2 separate regions of the Homo sapiens genome follow, and region 1 is linked to region 2. A link is an interaction called in ENCODE POLR2A ChIA-PET data of the cell type or tissue named here. Cell type or tissue: Panc1. All regions are shown on one strand. Each heading gives the region's core, and the rest is flanking DNA. Links, peaks and the distances in the headings are about the cores only.

What was found. Peaks named below come from ENCODE experiments on the same cell type or tissue, not always from the same donor. Only the 100,000 strongest peaks of a DNase experiment are listed, where the experiment ranks them.
Region 1: POLR2A ChIA-PET joins it to region 2 with 28 read pairs; 2 of 35 experiments call an interaction of 5 or more read pairs at or near these places.

What each region holds. Positions count from the first base shown.
Region 1 is chr17:32,989,302-32,992,220 of GRCh38, forward strand. It overlaps SPACA3 (sperm acrosome associated 3), which reads left to right and starts at 2,546. Exons shown (of 5, transcript NM_173847.5): 1 at 2,546-2,671. The coding sequence starts at 2,638. In Panc1, for the core only: no CTCF peak of the experiment used is centred there; no DNase peak of the experiment used is centred there.
Region 2 is chr17:32,803,764-32,806,682 of GRCh38, forward strand. The region is part of intron 1 of MYO1D (myosin ID); the gene reads right to left. Among named protein-coding and RNA genes, the nearest start is that of MYO1D-DT, 72 kb to the right of the region's middle. In Panc1, for the core only: no CTCF peak of the experiment used is centred there; no DNase peak of the experiment used is centred there.

The sequences.
Region 1 (2,919 bases), core at 209-2,708, 190 kb after region 2:
TCTTTTCTTTATTAAGTTCCCCAGCCTCAGATGTTCCTTTATGGCAATGCAAAATGAGCTAACACACACAGATGAATGGATAAAGAAAATGTGGTATACACACAAAGTGGAATACTATTCAGGCTTAAAAAAGAAGAAATTTCTGACATATGCAACAATATGGATGAGATTTAAGGACAATATGCAAAGTGAAATATGCCAGTTACAGAAAAGGAAATAATTCTACTTTTATCAGGTACCTAGAATAGTCAAATTCATGGAATCAAAGAGAGGAATGGTGGTCACCAGGGGCTGGCAGGAGGAGAAAACAGGGAGTTACTAATCAATGAGCATAAAGATCCAGTCAGGTGGCTGGGTGTGGTGGCTCACGCCTGTAACCCCAGCACTTTGGGAGGCCAAGGCAGGTGGATCACCTGAGGTCAGGAGTTCGAGACCAGCCTGGCCAACATGGTGAAACCCTGTCTCTACTAAAAATACAAAGATTAGCCAGGCGTGGTGGTGCATGCCTGTAATCCCAGCTACTTGGGAGGCTGAGGCAGGAGAATAGCTTGAACGCAGGGGGCAGAGGTTGTAGTGAGCCGAGATCATGCCACTTCACTCTAGCCCTGGCAAAAGAGTGAAACTCCATCTCAAAAAACAAAAAACAAAAAACAAAAAAAAAAAAAGAAAAGAAAAAAAGAAAAAAAAGAAAATCCAGTCAGGCAAGATGAATGAGCTCAAGAGAGCTGCTGTACAGCAGTGTCCTCTACAGTCAACAATAATGGATTGCATATTAAATATATGTTAAGAGGGTAGATCTCCTACTAAGTGTTCTTACCTCAATAAAAAAATGAAAGAAAAAAATACTGGTGCTGATGCTGGGCCATCCCTCAATTTTAACTTGGTTGTCCTGGGGTGGGGCCCAGACAGATAGGGTGGACATGGTGCAACCAGACACTTTTATGGCTGTGCTCTGCACTTAGTAGTAATTACTATTATTTATTGAGCACCTGGGGTACTAAGCACTTTGTTGCTGTTTCATTGAGCCTTCCTAGTACCCTGTGAGGTTGGTGTTGTCATCCCCGCTTGAGAATCAAGGAATCAGAAAGTGAGGCTGTTTTCTCTAGGTCATCCACCTGGAAGTCACTAGCGCCTGTGTTCAGCCCTGGTCAGCCTGACCCCAAAGCCTATGCTCTAGCTGCTGTGCTGTGGGACTCAGGCTCCTGTGGGACACAGACGTGGGCACCACATGCCCTTTCCTTCCAATTCTCTGTCCTTTAAGTTTTAGGGTCAATAGGGTAACCTTTGCCCTGCACCTGTCCACACTGAATGGCCATCATCCAGGTGGAGAAGGGAGTGGCTTGTGGCTCAGCATTAAGGAAGAACTTTCTGGCACTCAAAGGAGCTTCATGGTGAGATGGGCAGCCTGGAAAAGCAGAGGGCAACCACCACCATCCCTAGGAACCCACCACCATCCCTGGGCACCTACCCCCATCCCTGCACATCCCTCACAATCCTTGGGCACACATCACCATCTCTGGGAATCTACCACTATCCTTGCACACTTACCACCGTACCTGCACACTGACCACCATCCTACACACTCACCTCTGCCTCTGCGCACCCACCGCCATTCCTGAACATCCACCACCATCCCTGGGCACCCAACACTACCATCCCTGCACATCCACCACTGTCTCTGAACACCCACCACCATCCCTGCACATGCACCACCATCCTGGGGCACCTGCTACCATCCTTGGGCACCCACTTCCATCCATGCACACCCATCACTGTGCCTGGGCACCCACCAACATCCCTGCACACCCACCACCATCCTGGGGCACCCACTGCCATCCCTGGGCACCCACTACTGTCCCTGCACACCCACCACTGTGCCTGGGCACCTACCACCATCACTGCATATCTGCCACCATCCCTGGGCACCCACTACCATCCTTGCACATCCACCACTGTTCTTGCACACCCACCACTGTCCCTGGGCACCCACCACAATGCCTGCATATCCACCACTATTTCTGGGCACCAACCACCATCCCTGCACATCTATCACCATCCCTGGGCACCCACCATCATCCCCGTGCACCCACTACCATCCCTGCACACACACCACCATCTCTGGGCACCCACTACCATCCTTGCACACGCACCACTGTCCTTGCACACCTGTTAACATCCCTGGGTACCCATCACCATCTCTGTACATCCATCACCATCCCTAGGTGTCTACCATTATCCCTGGATAATCATCTGAAAGATCTGTTGGGAGAGGAAGTGTCATCCCTCAGTGTAGTGTGTGTGTGTGTGTGTGTGTGTGTGTGTGTGTGCGCGCGCGCATGTGTGTATGTGTGTGTGTGTGTGGGGCAGAGATGTGCAAGGGGGCTGGGATTAGATATCCTGCTCTGCCTCTGGACCCTGAGTGGAAGGGCTCAGGTGGGCTAGTCAAAGCTCTGTGGTGGCGCTGTTTGTGGAAGATGAGCTCACAGAGCTGGAGTTCTAGAAGGCCCTCCGTTGGCCTGGAGCCTGCCTTCCCCATTGTTCTCTTAACACTGGGTGCCTGGGGCCCTGGCAAGGTTGTGGGGGACATCTTGAGCTGAAGCAGGGTTTTGAGCCACTGCTGCTGCTGCCATTGTCACCATGGTCTCAGCTCTGCGGGGAGCACCCCTGATCAGTGAGCCCCCTTTCCCTTCTTCCTGGGGCTGTTAACAGGGGCGCTGGGTTGGTCTGGCCAGAGACCAGGTGGAGAAAAACAAGGTGGTGGTTAGGGTGGGGTTATCCTGGCCTGGAAGAGTGACCAGCTGAGAGAGGAGAGAGAGAGAGAGAGAGAAACTCTGGAGCTGTTGTGAAATGCTCAGGATGGAATTCCTTTTAAGTCACTTTTCTACAAAAAAAAAAAAAAAAAAAAAATCAAAAACAGTC
Region 2 (2,919 bases), core at 293-2,792:
TCTTGCTGGCAAGGATTGATTCCATATTACAAAACAACATCTGCAAAGCAGAGCTTTTAAAGGAATCTTACAGAGTAGTCCCACTTATAAAGAATCTAATCCAAACACAGTAATTACCAGGAAATTTGTAATGATTCAAGAGAACAAAGACTTTTGTTTTTAAATTTTGTAAATTGTTTTAAAAAAGAAGACAAGCAAGGAAGTTCCCTTTGCATTCAAAGGCTGAATGGAAGATTTATCTAGTAATACTAGTATTTATATGCAGTCATCCCTTGATACCAGCAGAGGGTTGGTTCCAGGACCTCTTGTGGATAGCAGAATTCTTGGATGCTCAAGTTCCTGACATAAAATGGCATAGTATTCGCATATAACCTATGCACATCCTCCTGTATACTTTAAATCATCTCCAGATACTTATAATGCCCAATACTATGCAAACACGATGTAAACAGTTGTTATACTATATTTTGGGGGAATGATGACCCAAAAAAGTCTGTACATGTTCAGTACAGATGTAGATTTCCAAATACTTTCTATTAGCAGTTGATTGAATCCACAGATGCAGGACACATAGATATAGAGGGCTCTAATAGTATGACTAACACTAACTAGTATGACTAGGGTTTACTTTGGAGTTTACAGGAATATACTAAAATTATTAATAAAACTTATGCAATTTTTATTTTTAAATATTGTCCTTTAAGAACTATTTGAAGACCCACCATCTCCATAAGGCTTTTCTTGACACCTCTAGCCTGGAGTGATCTTTCTCCCTCCACTGGACTTTCAGGACAATTACTGTCTCTACAATTTATTTGCCAATTAATTGGATGTTGCACTGGGGCATCTCATCTATTACCCTTTTAAGCAATTAAATGTTTCACTGCTATCTAGTATTTTAAATGCTTCTACATTTGTTTATATTCTCTAATAGTTCCTAGAACAGTGTTATTTCAAGGGTTCCAGTCTGCAAACTGTCTGTTGCTTGGTCTGTGATAAGTAAGGAAATAAAGAGTTTAGTAACTTTTACGACAATTTGACATTACAGTGGCAGCCAAGAGCAAGATTAGTGGACTCATTTTATTCAATAAAGTATAGAGCAGTCTGGATGCTATCAAACTCACATGGTGAGGTTGCATGATGAGGTCCTGTATGATACAAGCTGGATTGGTCACACACAGTCTGACCATGTTACAAAGTGTCATATTTAAGGGTATTATACAAACTCTTAACTCAAAATATTATTTGCACTGTATTAAGAGGTAGGGCCTTTGGGAGGTGATTAGATTATAAGGGTTCTACCCCCATGAATAGAATTAGTGCTCTTATAAAAATGGCTTGAGGGAGCTTGCTTGCCCCTTCTGTCATGTAAGGACACAGCAAAAAGGCACCAGCTATGACGAATGGATCCCAACAGACACCAAATCTGCTATCAATATCTTGATCTTGGACTTTCCAAATTCCAGAACTGTGAGCAATACATTTCTGTTGCTTATAAGTTGCTGAGTTTAAGGTATTTTGGTATAGCAGCCCAAACAAACTAAGACATTAGGGAAATAAAAAGTACATTATTTATTTTTAATCCTAATTTGGTTTCACGCCTAATCCTTTGCAAAATAAGCTTTATGGACTCCTTTGTCTCCAAAATACATGTATTTTCTGAGTGTACAGTCATTGCAAACCAAATTATGGTGAAGGAAGCAGGTTCAGAGAAATGAAGACCAAAAGAGATTGTACTAGCTGTTACTTGGAGGTGTGATTTCCTCACATATTGAGTTTGGTTTTGAAGCCAAAACCGATGGAGAAGTGTGTTATTTGCAGAGATGACTAATGAAGCAATCAAACCATCAAAATTAGACAGCATTTATATATAAAACAAACATTACTTCAAGGCCAAAATAATTCTCTGAAAAAAAAAAATGATAGCTTTAAAAGCTGATGTTTACAGGATAGTCTAACCCTGATCAAGGCAGCTCATTCAGGTTGGGCTGGTTCAAAGAAGCACTGCTCTTGGATCTGAATTCTGGAAGAGCTTTTTCAAAGATTACGTGTTCCTTCCTAGAGTTACTCCCTGATAGACATAGGACCTCAAGCCACATCTTTAGGGCTTTTCACCATCTTTATTCTCAGGTTATCTGCAACTTCAACGAATAAACTGCCTTCTGGGGTTTGATGAGAGGTAAAAGTTCATGATTATTATAAAGTAACCTTATGGCCGGGTGCAGTGGCTCACGCCTGTAATCCCAGCACTTTGGGAGGCCAAGGTGGGCGGATCACAAGGTCAGGAGATTGAGACCATCCTGGCTAGCACGGTGAAACCCTGTCTCTACCAAAAATACAAAAAAATTAGCCAGAAGTGGTGGCACACGCCTGTGGTTCCAGCTACTCGGGAGGTTGAGCAGAAGAATCACTTGAACTCAGGAGGCGGAGGTTGCAGTGAGCCAAGATCACGCCACTGCACTCCAGTCTGGGTGACAGAGCGAGACTCTGTCTCAAAAACAAACAAACAAAAACAAAAAAAAGTAACCTTATCACACCATACCTAAGGTGTTATGTTGTTTGTTTTTCAATTAGAGTTTAAATTTATTTTTTAAATGTATATTTAATATGTATCCCATTTGTAAATTAGAATGTTTAGCTTTGTAGAAATAGTCATTAATCTGTGAAAAGTGAATCTTCAGCCTTAACTTCCCGGGCTCAAGTGATTCTCTCACCTCAGCCTCCTAAGTAGCTGGGGACTACAGGTGCATGCCAGCACGCCCAGCTGATCTTTTAAATTTTTAAAAAATTTTCACTAGAGACAAGGTCTCACTATGTTACCCAGACTGGCCTTGAACTCCTGAGCTGAAACAATCCTCCTGCCTCAGCCTCCCGAAGTGCAGGTATTACAGGTATAAGCCACCATGAATGGCCAAACCT